Regions from separate parts of the Homo sapiens genome. Here region 1 is linked to region 2. The links are chromatin loops, found by intact Hi-C in ENCODE. Cell type or tissue: psoas muscle. All regions are shown on one strand. Links, peaks and the distances in the headings refer to the core of each region. The heading gives the core; the rest is flanking DNA. Region 1 overlaps PMS1 (PMS1 homolog 1, mismatch repair system component). Region 2 has its middle 7.7 kb from the start of MSTN.

Region 1 (8,000 bases), core at 1-8,000, 270 kb before region 2:
AAATTATTGTTTATTGTAAATACCCATGATAATGAAACAGTGAAAAGCAACCTTAAAGATCAGCCTAACCTCCTTATTCAACAGTTGAATCTGTGTCCAGAGAAAACAAGGGAGTTGCCTGTTGCACCATAACTAGAAATTAGTAGAGCTGAAGAATTTAAACTCTTATATCCATAATGCTATGCTTCCATAAAAGTAAATAAATGTCAAAATTCTTTCACTTGTGTTTCTTTCTAAGTGTGATAACAGTTTAATATTTTTACATATTAAAAGTGTTTTTTGACATTTTATAGGAGAACTATGGATTTGATAAAATTGAGGTGCGAGATAACGGGGAGGGTATCAAGGCTGTTGATGCACCTGTAATGGCAATGAAGTACTACACCTCAAAAATAAATAGTCATGAAGATCTTGAAAATTTGACAACTTACGGTTTTCGTGGAGAAGCCTTGGGGTCAATTTGTTGTATAGCTGAGGTAAGGTAATTATATTGGTTATTTTAGTGATTTCATATTCACTGAACATTACAGTTAAAACTAACCCAGTATTTGGTGAAGTATGGTTTTAATTATTTTTATTATGGTAAAATATACATAACATAAGCCGGGCGAGGTGGCTCACGCCTGTAATCCCAGCACTTTGGGAGGCTGAGGCAGGTGGATCACCTGAGGTCAGGAGTTCGAGACTAGCCTGGCCAACATGGTGAAACCCCGTCTCTACTAAAAATACAAAATTAGCTGGGTATGGTGCCTCACGTCTGTAGTCCCAGCTACTTGAGAGGCTGAGGCAGGAGAATTGCTTGAACCCGGGAAACAGAGGCTGCAGTGACCCGAGATCATGCCACTGCACTCCCACCTAGGCAAGATAGAGTGAGATTCTGTCTCAAAAAAATATATATATACATAACATAAAATGTATCATTTTAATTATTTTTAAATGTACAATTCAGTGGCAGTGGCATTAGCTACAGTCACATTGTCGTGTATCTATAACCATTATTCATCTCCGCAACCTTTTCATTATTTCAAACTCTGTACCCATTAAACAATAATGCCTTTTCCCCCCATCCCCTAGTACTCACTGTTCTACTTTCTGTCTCTATGAATTAGACTATTCTAGGTATCACATATAAGTGGACTCATAAAATATTTGTTCTTTTGTATCTGGCCTATTTCTCTTATAATGTCTTCAGGGTTCATCCATGTTGTAACATGCATCAGAATTTCCTTCCTTTTTAAGGCTGAATAATATTCCATCATGTGTATATACCACATTTTGTTTATCTGTTCATTTTCATCGGTGGACACCTGGGTTACTTTCACCCACCTTTGGGCTATTGTGAATAATGTTTCTGTGAACATTGGTGTACAAATACCTGTTTGAGTCCCTGCTTTTACTTCTTTGGGGTATATATCCAGAAGTAGACTTGCTATGTCATATCATAATTCTGTGTCTAATTTTTTGAGGAGCAGCAAAGTGTGTTTTGCATTTAAAAATTGTATTAAGAAAATTAAGCAGATATTTAACTATAGCACTTCTCAGAGCCTTTACTATATTCAAGCACATTGTAAATCTCTAAGGTTGGTGGTTTATATACGCACTTTTTCCTATACCTACTTGACCATGAAATTCTTTTATTGAGAAAGCATATCATTTTTGTTTGTTTGTTTGCTTGTTCTGTGGACTACACTTTAGAAATACCACTCTAACCGGTACAGTTAGTGAGATTACGCTCTAGAGATGTGAATTGACTTGGTCTAAACCTTAACTAGTTAAGGGCAGATTGGATTTAAGAACTTTACTCTTCTGACTGTGAGTTAGGTGCTCAGTGTCTATGAACTCCTGAGTTCAGTGCTTGGCACATTCACTTGCATAGTACCAATTATACTACGCTGCCTCTGCCCCAGATCTTATAACTAGTTTGTAGCAAAGCCCGTCTAGAACCTTGATCTCTTCATTTCTGTTATCTCAGTTGTGTTTGATCACGTGACTCTGTACTACTTTTTTTGTACTATACTATTACCCTGTGGATGTTGGGCTCTTATTGTGTGACAGTATCTATGTGCCAGGTGACAGGGTGATTGTGAGGGTCTCTTGAGTTATTGAAATTTGCCCAGTAGCCATGTAATCCTTCATTTGTGCTTAGGCTGGCAGACCCTATTTAGGCAAGAATGTTCCAGTACAGTAAAATGATAGGACTTCATACTTGTTGTTCTGGAAAAGTGGCACAGAAATGAGATACTGTTGCTGTCTCCCCTTCTGGTCTTTGGACATCTGTTTAGTAGTCCAGTCTTGCCAAGAATAATGATATATTCTCTAGGTTCATTGTGGTCTTCCCTCAGCCCTTCTGTTTTTGAAGTGCTGGCATAGGATAGTGTAGGTTTTCTCCATTTTTTGTGGCTAGGATTCCAGCTCAGTACAGATACTCCTTGACTTATGAGGGGATTACATTCCTGATTAAACCTTTGTAAGTTGAAAATATTGTAAATCGAAAATGCATTTAATATGCTTAACTTGCTGAGCATTACAGCTTAGCCTAACCTACTTTAAACATGCTCAGAACACTTACATTGGTCTACAGTTGGGCAAAATTATCTGGCAACATAGTACACTGGAGAGGATCTGTTGTTTATCCTCATCGTCACATGGCTGACTGGGAGCTGTGGGTCACTGCCTCAGCATTGCTAGCTTATCCACTGCTTTCTACTGAATGCATATCACTTCCGCGCCACTGTAAAGTCGAAAAATCCTAAGTAGCACCGTTGTTAAATTGGTGACCCTCTGGGTTCAGTTTTTTACTTTTGGGCTTTTCTGGCTGTGTAACATGTCTTAAGTAGGCCAGAGAAATTGCAAAGGAGATGAAGTTTAAGTGGGAGATTTTGCTGTTGGAGCATAGAGGACTAGGGGGCCTTGCTTATTAGAATCCAGATGTTTAGAGATCATTAAAGGGAAATTGTCATGTGTACTCTTAAAACCGCTGTCCAAAATCTAGCACACTGTGTACTTCTCTATTTTCCTCAGCACTCGCTTTATTTGGAGTTCACAGAGCCTTCAAATAGATTTTGGGGAAGAGGGACTAGAGGGTTCAATTGGGCATTGTCCGTTTTTCTCCTCAAGACTATAAATGGGAATCCACAACCCTGGATCTTGTACAAAGAGTTTGTCTTTAAAATTGCACGAGGTTTGCATCAGGGAACCTCTGAATCTGCCAGTACTATTTAGCTGTCAGTGACTACTCTAGAAGTCATTTTTTTTTTTCTGTTTTAGAGCATAAGTATTTGATTTTTTTTTTTTTTTTTTTTTAGCTGTTGTTCAAACTTGACAGATAGGCTTTAAGCTTTATTTGGTAGATTATCAAAAAGATAATTTGGCATTTCTGTATTTTCTGCAAGATATATATGTAACCCTTCAGAGCTGAAATTAGTCATAATTAGCTTTGCCTACTAGGTGGCAGCACTATACTTGGTTTTTAGAAATAGGTTTCACATGAGCTGTATGATTTATTCAAATCTTCACTGTAGTTCTGAGTTTAGATGGCAGTTTTGTAAGTCTTTCTCCATTGGTCACTTTCTATCTTGTTTCCTTATTTGATTACTTAAACCCACTTGATAGGCAAGTTTATCATTTTGTCTTTGTTTTATTTTGAGGCACTCAAGTGGCCTTGAGTATAAATAAAATAATTTTGCTCATCAGAATTACAAAAGAATTGTCAAAGTATCACAATAGTGGAAAACTATAAAGTTTTTAAAAAAATGTTTGCAATGCCAAGCATTTATCTTAGAAAATATTAACAGTATTTTATGGAGTTTCCTTTCTTACAAGTCTTTGGGAAAACCACATATAGATGTGTGTGTGTATGCATGCACACACACACCTACACTAACAACACAATGAATTTTTACATATGTATACTCCTGATCAAGATTTAGACCATTATCAGAACCCCAGAAGGTTCCCTCATACCCACTCCCAGTCAGTACTTCTCAAAGGTAACTGCTATTCAGACCTCTGTCAACACAGATTAGTTCTTTATGTTCTTGAACTTGATATAAATGAAATCATATGGTATGTATTATTTTGGCACAGAGTTTTTGATGATGATTTAGGTTTGATTGTACCTGAAAACTAAAGGAAATACAGAGCTAGCTGGAAGGAACTTTTATAGTAGTAGGGGACCCTAGTACACCATCTAGATCCCCCACTTCAGGACTGAGCAGTCAGCCCCCAGCTGCCAAGAGTGTTGGTGACTCACCCCTGAGTCTCCATCTGGAGCTTGCCCTTACCGCAGCTGAAGACAGCTGCCTTACCCAAGTCATGCAGGGCAACCTGCATCCAATGAATCCAGTGACTGGTTGAGGTGTTATAAACGTCCCAGTTCAGGACAACATTGCCCTATGCCCACTGGTGATCATCCCAAAGAACCCCCCAATAAACTGACTGCTCACTAATCTCCATCTCAGAATGAGCTTCATGGATTAGCCAGCCTACAATGTAGGTCTTCTGTGCTTCAGTTTCTTCATAGTACTGATGAGGAAACTGAGGTCTTTTGAAGCCAAATGCCAAGTCTTCTTACCCAACTTCAAAACACTGTCTCTAATAACTCAAGTAATGTTCATTGTCTACGCATGCAGGGTGCTGCACTAGGTAGTTGATTTCAGAGGAATTGTACACAGTGAAATATGAAATTTGTAACCTATTCAGGTATACATAGTGTGTTCAAGGCAAAGCCCAGAATTCAGTCCTAATTTCATGCCTTTCAGTAATGTATTTTCCGTGGTAGGTTATATTACCTCTTTACTAGCATGATTAGAAATGTATTTATAAAGTTTAAAAATACTTCCATATTAAATATTAAATTATTTACAAATATACCCAGGCCTGCAGTGCTAAGTTCAATAGATAAGTTGTTAGGAGTAGGTGAGTTGAAACTTATATGTGAGGACTGTGAATAGTATTTGAGAAAAACAGGAAGTAATGTATGTTTGTTGAAGTCAGTTACATTTAAAAATAAATATTTTTAAATAAGACTTAATGGGTGCATTTTGGGGGAAAGGAGTTCACTTTTTAATCTTAAGGAATATTCCTTAGCACTCAGAAAGAATTGAGGTTTCATATATAGAAAAAATATATTTTCAAGACTAGCTTATTTTGAAACTTTTTAGATGAAAATTACAGTGAATGCAATAAAAATTAGTAATTTGGTTATTTTATCTACCAAACTAACTGATGCATATAATTTTAAAGTCATAGAGTTGTAAACCATCCTAGGCTCAGTGGATCGATATGTAATTGGGCACACTATTAAACAGCCATCACCTATAACTCTAGTTGTTGACATTATTTTCTGTTTATTTAAAAAATGTTATTAAGAAGAAAAATTAAGTTAGACTTTCAGCAAAATTGGCTGGAGAAATCTAAAATACATCTAATTCTTTGTTCTTTATTTATATACTTGAATGGTCAGTTTTCCTAATTTGTCAATTATAAAATAACTTCCAACCTTAAACAGTCCAAAGAAGTAAAGCATTATTTTTGTTTTGTTTTGTTTTATAATTTTTATAATTTTTTGTAGAGATAGGGTCTCACTCTCTTGTTCAGGCTGGGCTCAAAATCCTGGCCTCAAGCAATCTTCCTGCTTCAGCCACCCGAATTGCTGGCAGGCAGGAGCCACTGTGCCCTGCAGGCATTCTTTTTATATCTGCAGAGTAAACTATTGGTATTTTAAAATGGAATTATTGCTTTCATGATCTGTGATGAGTATATCAGCAACTGACACAAATTTACTCGTAATGGTTTTCTTTAAAATCATAACAGCAAGCATAACTTCTTGAAATTTATTGTTTGTAGAGCAATAATTTTGAGAAATTTGTCATCTTCAATGTTTAATTACTAGTACTAATTACTAAGCACAGTGACTGGGTTGAAATAGAGAGAGTGAAAATCCTGTCTTGACCGTCTCATAAAAATTTTTATAAAGATTGTGTATATTATTCCTATCACATAATAAAAAACACAAAATATTTTTCTTTTTAGGTTGATATTTTATATGTGTTATCAAAGAAATGTTTAAGAAACTAACAACATTTTTGAACTGGATTTTACATGGAGGCTGGTTTTAGAAATACAGAACAGTTTATTTTATTTTATTTTTTTTCTTAAAGAACAAATTCTGAAGTAGGAGTCAGAAGCCTAATTCTAAATCCTGAGTGTTTGAATAAGAGACCTGGCCAAAGGCCAAAGTCAGATTAAGTTTTCTGAGAATTTTTTTTTTTTCATTTATCAAGTGAGGGTCAAATACAATAATACATCTTACAGTGTCTTGAATATTGTGTACATACAGATGCAAGTTATTTCTACTTTGGACTTGTATGTGAAAAGTAGTATGCATCTGGATAAGATCATTAGACTTGCTTATTCCCCTCTGCAAATAGTATTTCACCTCCGCATTCTATGTATGCTATTCCACATTTTGGGGAAATCCTTTCTAAAATGTAATAGCCATTCATAGGTAAATTCCTTCTAATTCTCACCAAATGTCTTCATCCCGTAGTGTTAGTTCATTTTTTTCTCTCGTTTTTCCCTCAGAAGAATAAATGTCATCCTCTGCATAACATTTACATTTATTGATTCATTCATCCACCATTTAAATGGTTACAGTGTACTGAATATTATTCTCACCTTATCAAGCTCATTATGCAGTTGACCCTTGAACATCACCCAGTTGACCCCACCACTTCGCTATGCAGTCAAAAATTCACATGTAACTTTTGACTCCTTTAAAACTTAACTACTGTTGACCGGCCTCCTGTTGACCGGAAGATAACATATTTTGTATGTTGCATGTATTATATACTGTATTCTTATAATAAACTAGTGAAAAGAATGTTATTAAGAAAATTATAAGAGAAAATAAATATGTTTGCTATTCATTAAGTGGAAGCTGTTCATTAAGTGTTCATGTTGAGTAGGCTAAGGAAAGGGTAGAAGAGAAGAGATTGGTCTTGCTGTCTCTGGTGGCAGAAAATCTGTGTGTTAAGTGGACCTGCACAGTTCAGACTTGTGTTGTGGAAGGGTCAACTGTACATAATTTTGTGATGAGATAATATAGGATCTGTAGGTTTGTTTTTGTATCACCTCACATTAAGCCTCCAGGGCTTAGAGGAGCAGAATGAGAAGCTGAGTCATTTTGTTTTGAAGATGGAAGTTGGGACTCACTTATTTGTGGGCCCACATACTATAAAAGGGTCAGGGGAAGCCCCTAATGTCATTATGATGGTTCTAAACCAAGGACTTCTGACTCCTTTTCCACAGTGTAGGGTTGTCTCGTATATTTTTTATAGCTGTGATGGAGGAGCTTTAGTCAAAATACGTCTGGGAAGTTTTGAAGCAGTTGGAATATTTTACTTCCTAAATGCAGCTTCATCACAGGTGATGGAACTCTATTGAAAGGAGAAAAGCCAGGGCCAAGATCTCCCTGTTGCTAGGCTCCCCATAGTGGGTATCTGGGAACAAGTCCTGCAGTCAGAGTACTTTAATTAGTGCACAATACTTGCACAGGCAGGCAGGCATACTCACATGCAGAAAAGAAAACATTTCAGCCATTCAGGCAAAAGTCTGTATTTCACCTGAATCGTAAAGACTGTGCGTTTTCAACTCGTTTTTGTGTCAGTTTTCATCTAAAACTTAGCCCCCCCAAAAACTCAAAAGGCTTTATCATAATTACCTTAAATGAATTTTTGTCAAGAGGATTTTTACCTGAATTATCAGGATATATTCTAAGTTTTTTCTTTACTTTTTATCTAAACATTGAAGAAAAACTATGTTTATCTGAAGTTTAAATGCTTTTATGTAATTTTAATTTTGTAATGATACTGCGATTTCTTGAAACTCAGTAAACTGGACCAGAGAGTCAGTTTTTAATAACTGATAACTAATATAGCCTCCAAGGTCCTCTAAGGACTTGTAAAACTTTTCCTTTTAAAATACTGGTTTTCTTTATT
Region 2 (10,620 bases), core at 1,013-9,012:
TCTTTTTTTATTGCTCCTCTTATTGATTTTGCTTTTTAAAAATGGCCCCCAAGCATAGTGCTGACGTGCTGCGTGGTGTTCCTATGTTCCTAATCACAGGAAAGCTGCAATGGAAAGTAGCATGGTGGTTGCCAGGGACTGGGTGAGGCACTGAGGGGTAGTTACTGTGTGATAGATACAGAGTTTCAGTCTGGGAAGATGAAAAATTTCTGAAGATGAATGGTGGTGATGGTTACACAACAGTGTGAATGTGCTTAATGCCACCGAACTGTACACCTAAAAATGGTTAAGATGCTAAATGTTGTGTATATTTACCACAATTTTAAAAGGCTGTGATATGCCTAAGGGAAAAAAGTTCTCATGAAAAAATGCATGTGCTAGATAAGCATCATTCAGGCCTGAGTTATAGTGCTGCTGGCTGTGAGTTCAGTGTTAATGAATGAACAATATATATTAAATAATGTATTTGTAAACAAAAACATACATAAAACAAGGTTATATATTGATTGGGTGATGTAAATGTTATGACCAGAGGCTCAACTAACCCTGTTTTTCCCCTGGGAACAATAGTTCAATATTTGCTAACTCAGTGTTGGCAATGACTTTATAGAACATAACTACTATGAATAGGGAGAATTGACTATATCTAATCAACTTCTCTAGAGAACAGTATTGAATGGGTGAAGAAGAACTGAAGAAATTTAAGTAAGTTTTATTCCTTCTCCAGTGGCAGTGATTGCAACCTTCCTGAGGCCCCAGAATAGAAGGGCTCACCAGCTATAGGAAACTTCAATGTAGTCTGACTGCTGGAGACCCAGTTCTGGCAGTTCTTATCACCAAGGAGACAGGACAGTACTGCATCATTAGGGTGAGTGGGTAGAGAAGAATTCCTCCTAGTTAACTGGGAGAGCTGCGTCTATCAGCTTGTTGGTTTTGTCTTAAGTTAGCCATCTCTAAAAGCAGCTTCTCACAGGAGTCAGAATTTAGGTAGTTAAGGCAGTATCTCACAAGACTGGTATGGTTCGTCTTTGTACTAGGTAGACTGTTGTGGGCCTCACATTTTCTGTAACCGTCAGTAAGGTGGCAAGCGAAACTCTCTCATCTCTGTTACAAATACTCACTGGTTGTCTCAAAACAATGTTGAGGGTATAAACAATATTTTCCAAAAAAAAATTACGGTTTTATTTTTCCAGTGTGAGATCTACTGAGTGTACTAATGTAAAGACTTGCCGGAAGTTTAATGATCATGGCCAAGAAAAGGAGGACGATGAGATTAGGAATTAGCACAAGAATGAATCATGAAAAATTCAACAGTTTTGGGCAAAAACTCAGAAAGTTTTATCTGATACCTCTTGTCATTAACTTGTGTTTACAGCTGTTTGGTATTACTTTATGCTGATTATTCTTAGAGCCAGAAAAAATCTGCATAGTACTCAACTCACTTAACATCATGAGAAGATAATCATCCCACATTGATGATAACTGATTACCCATGCTTTTGATAGTTAGAAGACAAAAATTAACAAAAACAAAAAATATTCTTAAGCTAGGTAGCATGAATATGGGAATAGAAGGCAGGAGACCCAAAATATAGTTCTGGCTTTACTGTTGATGTTTTATGTAACCTTGAATAAGTCAGTTAGCAAACCCTTCATTTATAAATGTATGTATGTGTGAATTCATGTATTAGTTTATGAAATATTTGAATGCCTATTTTGTACCTGGCACTATGCTAGATTCTGAGGATAAAACAGCGAGCCAGACAGACACAATCACTGTCTTCAGGAAACCTATGGACTAGTTTCTTCATATGAAATATGAATAAATTTGATTAGGTGTGCCCTTTCCATTGAGGTTTATCCCCTAAAGCAGTGATTCTCAAAATTTTGGGTCTCAGGATTTGTTTATACTCTCAAAAACTATTTAGAATCCCCCAAATCTTTTTTTGTGTCAGTTATATCATTAATATTTAACACATATATATTAAAACAAATTGTCATGTGCAGGCATATTCAAGCATGCATTTTATTTGCTGACAGAGTCATGATGTCTTCATACATTATGGGGCCTCTGGAAAACTATTGTACACATAAGAAAGAATGAGTGTGAGAAAGGCAAAAAACATCTTAGTATTATTATGAAAACAGTTTTTATTTCATAGACTCTCTGGAAGAGACTTGGGAAGCACCCCAGTGATCCCCAGACTGTACTTGGAGAACCATATGCCCAAAGTAGTACTTTTTACACTACTTCAATTGAATACTTCCCCCTTTAACTTACAGTCCCCTCCTCCCAATACCTGTAGCGTTGCTTTTAATGAGACATCAAACATGGTAATTTTAAAACATTGTTTATTTAATAGTACATAATTATTACAAAAAGCAGAAATGTAAATATTATTGTAATCACCAACTACAAACTTGCAGGCAATCTAGAGGTCATTTGCAAAATATTTGTCAGTTCTAGGGTATAGACTGAAATTAGTAGTCTTAAGGGATTTCTTGTAGATGGTCTTCAGAAGGTCTTGAGGTGACTGTATTCATACTCTGGCAATCCTCATAATAATGTCCTAGTTAATAAAATTGCTGCAATCCATTGTCCTTTAAGAGTAGAATTAATTCAGGAAAACTTCAAAATGCAATTTCTCCTCTCCCTCCTTCCCAAAATGGGAGCTCTAGTCTATTTATTATAGGCTTAAAATTTATCATAGAAAATAAAAATGAAGTTATAATTTGGCTTCCTCATTTTTTCTATTGAAAAAAAGATACTAGGGGCCAGGCACGGTGGCTCATGCCTGTATCACAGCACTTTGGGAGGCTGAGGCAGATTGGATCATTTGAGGTCAGAAGTTCGAGACCAGCTTGGCCAACATGGTGAAACACCATTTCTGCTAAAAATACAGAAATTAGCTGGGTGCGGTGGCGTGAGACAGAGCGAGACCCTCTCTAAAAAAACAAACTAGACTCAAAGACTTGCTGTTAAAATTGTATAGATTGTCCCCTCCTCGATTATTACAATTCTTATATGTTTGTGTTTTAATGTTTCCTTACTTGTCCTCTAATCCCTACCCTTCCATCCCCCAAATAGACTATGAGCTATTTGAAGGCAGGGAATATTTTGCTCTTTTTTGTCTTTTCAGCTCTTGGTCTAGTACCTGGCACATAGTTAGACGGGGAGAACAGTGTTTTTCTTTGTTTGTTGAGATGGAGTCTCACTCTGTCACCCAGGCTGCAGTACAGTAGCAGGATCTCGGCTCACTGCAACCTCTGCCTCCCGGGTTCAAGCGATTCTCCTGCTTCAGCCTCCTGAGTAGCTGGGATTACAGGTGTGTGCCACCATGCCTGGCTAATTTTTTGTATCTTTAGTAGAGACGGCGTTTTGCCATGTTGGCTAGGCTGGTTTCGAACTCCTGGCCTCAAGTCATCCATCCGCCCACCTCAGCTTCCCAAAGTGCTGGGATTACAGACGTGAGCCACTGCACCTGGCCAGAACAGTGTTTTTTAAATAATTAAACCACTAAATGAACAAACAACTCCTTAAATACCAGAAACTCCAACTTTTCAACTTCTCGGCAAGGTGTAGTTAGTGTATTTATAGACTTTCTAAGTGAAAGGGTTTTTAGTTTGTTCTGACTGTAGTTCATAGCATTTCTGTTGACTCCCCTCTTCCTGAAACTGGCAGGAGAGATTAGTATCACAGGTCCCTGTGTTCTTGACACTGCAGTAGTTCTCCAGTGGAGCACTGAGCACTTTGAGTATCCCAGTGCAGCTTTTGCATTTAATGATCTGGGCTTCCTAGATCTATGGCTTCTCACACCGTGTGGCTCTTAACAGGGACCATACTAGGGAGTTGCCATGCTGGCTATGACACCACTGCTTAAGGTGACTAGATCCCTTCCCCAACATAGGTTCATATTAAGTTTAATGAGTCTCAAAGGTAGCCAGAGGGTAGAAAAGAAGTCTCAAAAGGGGTGTGTGTGTGCATGCATATGTGTGTGTGTGTGTGTGTGTGTGTGTGTGTGTGTGTGTGAGAGAGAGAGAGAGAGAGAGAGAGCAAGGCAAAGACAGATCAATCTCCCAGTAGGGAGAAGTATGAACTGAGCATAATAATAAATTTATTTTCATTATATTTGATGACCAGTTTTCTGCATGATGTTTTCACTTACTTTAGAACAAACACAGGTTTCCAGAACAGCTGACAATATAGATTGAATTGGCAAATAATTTGTCTTTAGTTTTAAAAATTTTTAAAGTTAATGTTTCTAGTAACCAACCACTCCCCAAGAGAAAAATCTTACAATTAAATCTAAAAATAATAATTTTTTTGATTTAGATTTTTAAATGTATAGTTGTAAAACCATTTTTAGAAATCTTAACTCTCTTTACTCCATTGGTGGTTTGAAGGTAGTAATAGCCTTAGAAAAATTTAGTTCTTTCTTGGAGACTCATGTTTTATTTCCTTGGAATTGCCTAAAGCGTAGTTTTCCATAATTCACAGAGGATTGGCTTTCAGAGAGTCATTCCATTTCCAAATTCTTTTGTAAATTCTTAGAAAGAAGTATTTTTAAAATATATTCATCTGTTCATTTATACATGTATTTGTTCATTAAACCCTTATTGTGCACCTGGTTTATGATAGGTACTATGCCAGGAATTGGACACAGAAAAAGATGATGCTGTTTTTGCCTAAGGGAAATAAAAAACTTTAGGGCTATAGGATGTTAAGGTTATTCTATCCACTCTATTCATAAAGAGATGGAGAAACTGAGGCCCAGAGAGAGGTTATATGATTTAAATTAGAATTAAATGAAGAACAGTTTATTTAATTTGCAAAGGCAATTTACAGTGAAATACTTTTGAAGCACCAAGTACTTCTTTAACTTCTTTATGTTGAATTAAGAATTTTTTTAATGTTCTAAAATGAACAAATTAGGTCAGCGCTCAATTTCCTGGGTCAGTGCCACAGTGGTGCCCTTTGTTCTTGGACCCTATCCATGGTTCCGGCTTGGCAACTGAAAGATTCAATGAGCTGTTTTTGGCAATTAGTATAGGAGTTTTAATGTCTACTGACTAAATGTACTTTTGAAGCCCATTTGCTCAGGTATTGGGGTCAGTGTTTTGTTATATAACATCATTACTTAACTCAAATTTCAATATTTTAAATTATATATCTATATTCTTGAAATTTAACATTAAAAAGTCAGTAGTTTCTAGTTATTTTAACCACAGAAAGTTACAAGGAGTTATATCTTTGAATTTCTAATTAGTTCAGAACTAGGTACAACCTTGACTTATAGTTTAAAAAAAAAAAAAACTTTCATTTAATTAGATTTAGCATGAACATTCTGGCCCCTGCTGGGAACTCTAAGAACTACATTACTTCTGCTGTCAATTTTTCTAAGGTCATAAGAACTTCAGTTTAAACCTTGAGTTCAGCGAGTTCAGTGTGATATATTTTCCCTCTCTCTCCCCCCCCCCTTTTTTTTTGGTAACCTGCAGAATCTGGCTGAATAAAATATGTAAGTAAGACATTACTATGATTAAGACCCAAAATCTATGTTAAATATTGGATATTTTTAGATGACACATGAATTTAAGTCCCCAGTAATACAACAAATTTTTCTGGAAATCTAATATATTTTTTAAAAATCTCCATTCAAACTCAGAGGAGAAATCTGATGGGAAGAACTGGTAAAATTCAAATACTTGATAAAGTATGGTATAGTAAGGACCCTTTACTTAGATTTTCATCAAATACTTATGAACACCCACTATTTGGTTGTGGGTAAGCATTGAATGTACAGTCATGCACTGCGTAACAATCTCAGCAGACCACATAGATGAGGGGGGTCCCAGAAGATTATAACGGAGCTGAAACATTACTACGGCTTAGTGATGTCTTGATGATCCCAACTGAGTGTGGGCCTAGGCTAGTGTGTGTGTTTGTGTCTTAGTTTTTAACAAAAACATTTAAAAACCTTTTTTAAAAAGCTTATAAAACAAGGATATAAAGAAAGTAGGCTGGACATGGTGGCTCACACCTGTAATCCCAGTGCTTTGAGAGACCGAGGCAGGAGGATTGCTTGAGGCCAGGAGTTCAAGACCAGTTTGGGCAGTATAATGAGACCCCATCTCTACAAAAAATAAAAGTGAAAAATTTAGCTTGTTGTAGTGCCACACACTTGTAGTTCTAGCTATTCGTTTTTTATCTTTTATACCATATTTTTTACTGTACCTTTTCTATATTATATGTTTAGATATACAAATGCCATTGTGTTACTATTGCCTGTGGTATAATATAGTACAGTAACATGCAGTAGTGGTTTGTAGCCAAGGAGCAATAGGCTATACTATGCAGCCTACCTATGCAGTAGATTATACCATCTGGGTTTGTGTAAGTACATTCTATGATGTTCACACAACAGTGAAAATGTCATGTTAAATATGATGTTCATACAACAATGAATTGTGTGCTTCATAAATATTAAATATGAAAATGTGTCAATAATAATACCAGTAATATCTAACAATATTGATATCATTAATATTAATTTGTATTATAAATCTTTGTAAAATTAAAAATTTCTAAATTAAACTTTTATAAAGTGAACGATGGGTTTATAATGTACACAAGATGGAGATGTAGAACAAAATGATTAAGAAACTAGAAAGAAAAAAGTCAGAAAAGATATACCAGACAAATGCTAACAAAAAAGAACTGGAGTCATGATATTAGTCACAGGTTTGAATTTAAGACAGAAAGTAAAAACAAGACAAGGAAATTTTATGATGGTAGAGGAAACACTCCACAGAGAAGATATACCTTTCATAAATCTTAAAGCATGGAACGATTTAATAAAAATACATAAAGAAAAACTGCAGAACTGCAAGGAGAAAGGGTAAGAAACAAAGCAGTAGTAGCAATGCAGCCATAAAAAAGAACGAAATCATGTTCTTTGCTGCAACATGGATGCAGCTGGAGGCCATTATCCTAAGCTAATTAATGCAAGTACAGAAAAACAAATACTGCATGTTCTTACTTATAAGTGACAGCTAAACGTTGGGTAGTCATGAGCATAAAGATAGCAAAATAGACACTGGGGAGCACTGGAGGGAGGAAGCTAGGGGAAGGGAAACAAGGGTTGAAAAACTAACTGTAGGGTACTAAGCTCACTACCTGGATGATGGGACCAATCATACCCCAAAACCTCAGCATCACACAATATACCCAGGTAACAAACCTGCACCCCCGAATCTAAAATAAAAGTTGAAATAAAAAAAATAATAGTAGTAGCAGACTTTAATTCACTTCATGGATCAAACAGTTGAAAATTAGTAAGGATATAAAGTATTTGAACAATTAAGTCAATGAGGTTGATGAAAAAAATTTGTAGTGAATGCTATATCCTGACAATGAAAAATCAATCTTATTTTTTAAAGCCCATGAAACATTTACTAAATTGACAAATATTGTAATAAATGTCCCAAATTAGAAATAATCCAGACCATATTCTCTGATCACAGTATAATTAAACAAAAATGAATAGTCAAAATAAAAAATCAACATCTCTTCTTCTACTTGGAAATATAAAAATTGTTTAAAACAACTTTTGGTACAAAGAGGAAACAAGTGTTATCACAGAATGTGTACAAAATAACAGCTAAAACGTTACATACCAAAACTTATAGGAAACAACTGCTGTGTTTAGCAGATATTCATAGCTTCAAATATGTATTGCTAAACAAGAAAGTATGAAAATCACACACTCTTTAACTTAAAAAGTTAGAAAATGAACCATAAAATAGGCTACAAATTAAAGTGACAGCTAAAACAAAACTAAAAAGATAAAACCATAAATTGAGTCAGAAACAGCAAAGTAATCGAATTGATAATATAAATTTATAACTTTTTTAAAGAGAAAAAACACACTAGCTTAATTTATCAATATAAAGAATGCACAAATACTGTAAATTCAGAGGGAGAAAGATAAATGGTTTACAGACAGAGAATTAAAAGAGTATACTGCAAAAGTATTATGGAAATAAATTTGAAGACCTGGAAGACCTGTATGAAATGAACATATATAGATTTTCCAGAAAAAAACACAACCAGGAAGAAAGTGGAATACTCTGAAAAGTGCCAGTCTATAGATGATTCTTCCAAATCCTCAATGGACAGGTAATGTAGAACAGTATTTTTCAAAACAGTGTTTAGATATAAGCATTTTTTACAAAATAGAGTAAGAATAGAATAGAGTGCATGCTCAGAGTAAAGGGCAAATAGAATTATGGGAAACTTTTTTATCAGTGTATATACCAGGTCTCCTTTTGAAGTTGTGTTATTTACTGTGGGTCGCAATCAAAATATTAATACTCTAAAAGCCACCCTTCTAGAATTAAAATAATTAATAAAAATAAATATAGAAATAAATCTGAAGGCCTGTGTGAAGCCCAGAGAAAAATTTTAGCTACCATACAATACTGAGTCCTCCTATTCAAGAAAAGGGTGTGTCTTTCCATTTATTATTTGAGATTTAATATTTTCTTTATATTATAGGACCAGTGTTTCTTTACCCTGGTTGTACATTACAATCACTTAGTTAAAAAAAAAACTGCAGATATCGGCCGGGTGCGGTGGCTCACGCCTGTAATCCCAGCACTTTGGGAGGCCAAGGTGATGGATCACCTGAGGTCAGGAGTTTGAGACCAGCCTGGCTAACATGGTGAAACCCCATCTCTACTAAAAACACAAAAATTAGCCGGGTGTGGTGAGACGTGCCTGTAGTCCCAGCTACTCAGGAGGCTGAATCGCTTGAACCTGGGAGGCGGAGGTTACAGTGAGCCGAGATTGTGCCACTGCACTTCAGCCTGGATGACAGAGTGAGATTCCGTCTCAGAAAAAAAAAAAAAAAAATTGCAGAATATCTAGGCTCCATCACCAAAGATTTAGTCTGGTGTGGAGCACAGGCATTGTGTATTAAGAGCTTAACCCCAAATAAACCAAACCAAATTTAAAATGCCTTTCTCTTTATTTTATAAATGCAACGTACTTTCCAATTCAAACATCAATACATTTTTAAATATAAATATTTCAGAATAGCTAGGTAAATTTTTATAAGGAAAAGAAATGAGAGGGGAATATCACTAATGGATATGAAAACATTTTAAGGTGAAATAATTTAAAATGCACAGTTTTGAAAGAAGAATTTAAAAATAGAGAAAAGGCCAGGTGCGGTGGCTTCACACCTGTAATCCCAGCACTTTGGGAAGCTGAGGCGGGTGGACCATGAGGTCAAGAGATCAAGACCATCCTGGCCAACATGGTGAAACCCCGTCTCTACTAAAAATACAAAAATTAGCTGGGCGTGGTGGCGCGTGCCTCTAGTCCCAGCTGCTCAGGAGGCTGAAGCAGGAGATTCGCTTAAACCCGGGAGTTGGAAGTTGCAGTGAGCTGAGATATCACACCACTGCACTCCAGCCTGGCAACAGAGAAAGACTTTGTCTCAAAAAAAAAAAAGAGAGAAAAGGAGTGCAAAAGTAGATCAAATCATATAGGAAAACTACAGAAGAGATAAAAGTGTCATTTTAACTTAGGCCGTTAAGTAGATGGACTATATAATAAATGGTATTGGGACAGAAAACTAGCCATGTGGATCCCTGACCACTAAACCGTAAGCTCCATGAAAGCAGGGACAATTTTATATTTATCAAAATTTAAATCTCAAAAATGAAACCAGAAAAGTATGAGAAGAAAATGTGAGTATCATACACTATGATGTAAATGTTGGTGTCAAACATTCTTAAGCATGTAAATGTGCCAGAATTTGTTTGAGGTTCTTTGCCGTGATGAATTTAAAATTAGCTAGGCGTGTTTACCAAGCTTTTCTACTATAGCTTGGTAAATGTATTTAGATAAAAAATTTAAATTCCAACATGGCAAAGAAAACTTCTAAGTCACACACAATACAAAATATTTCGTAATTTTTCTTGTGATTATTTTTTGACCATACTTATTTAGAAGTATGATTAATTTCCAAATATTCAGATATTTTCCAGATATATTTTTGTTACTGGTTTCTAACTTCTGTTGTAATCAGAGAATGTAGTTGGTATTATTTATATCATTTTACATTTATTAAAAATGGTTTTATGGCCCACCTTATGTTCTATCTTGGTGAATGTTTCATGAACACTTGAAAATAATTTGTGTTCAGTTGTTATTGCATGTGTGATTCTTTAAATGTCAAGTCAGGTTTGTTTAAGTTCTATATAGCCTTTCTTATTTTCTATCTGCTCCAACTCTAATGATGAATCTGGCTACTTCTCTTTTCATTTGTCAGTTTTTAAATGTATTTTAAAGCTCTATAATTACTTGCATACATATTTAGGATTGTTATGTTTTCATGATGAATTAAATCAACTCTAATCATTATAAAATCATCTTCTTTATCTCTGGCAATATCCCTTGTCCTGAAATCAGCTTTGTCTGACATTAATATAGCCACCCAGCTTTCTTAGGATTAGTGTTTTTATGTTGTATCTTTTCCCATCCATTCACTTTCAACCTACCTGTGTCTTTATTTTTAAAGTGGTTTTTTTGGTAGACCACATGTAGTTGGGT

What was found. Peaks named below come from ENCODE experiments on the same cell type or tissue, not always from the same donor. Only the 100,000 strongest peaks of a DNase experiment are listed, where the experiment ranks them.
Region 1: a loop joins it to region 2, with 5 times the contacts of the local background. A loop is called at or near these places in 40 of 110 quality-filtered maps.

The regions. Positions count from the first base shown.
Region 1 is chr2:189,795,476-189,803,475 of GRCh38, forward strand. PMS1 (PMS1 homolog 1, mismatch repair system component) reads left to right here. Exons shown (of 13, transcript NM_000534.5): 3 at 294-476. Among named protein-coding and RNA genes, the nearest start is that of PMS1, 15 kb to the left of the region's middle. In psoas muscle, for the core only: a CTCF peak has its summit at 3,451; no DNase peak of the experiment used is centred there; H3K27ac peaks cover 593 bases.
Region 2 is chr2:190,065,148-190,075,767 of GRCh38, forward strand. It overlaps a transcript of AKAP19 not described here. Among named protein-coding and RNA genes, the nearest start is that of MSTN, 7.7 kb to the left of the region's middle. In psoas muscle, for the core only: a CTCF peak has its summit at 5,351 (motif pointing left); no DNase peak of the experiment used is centred there.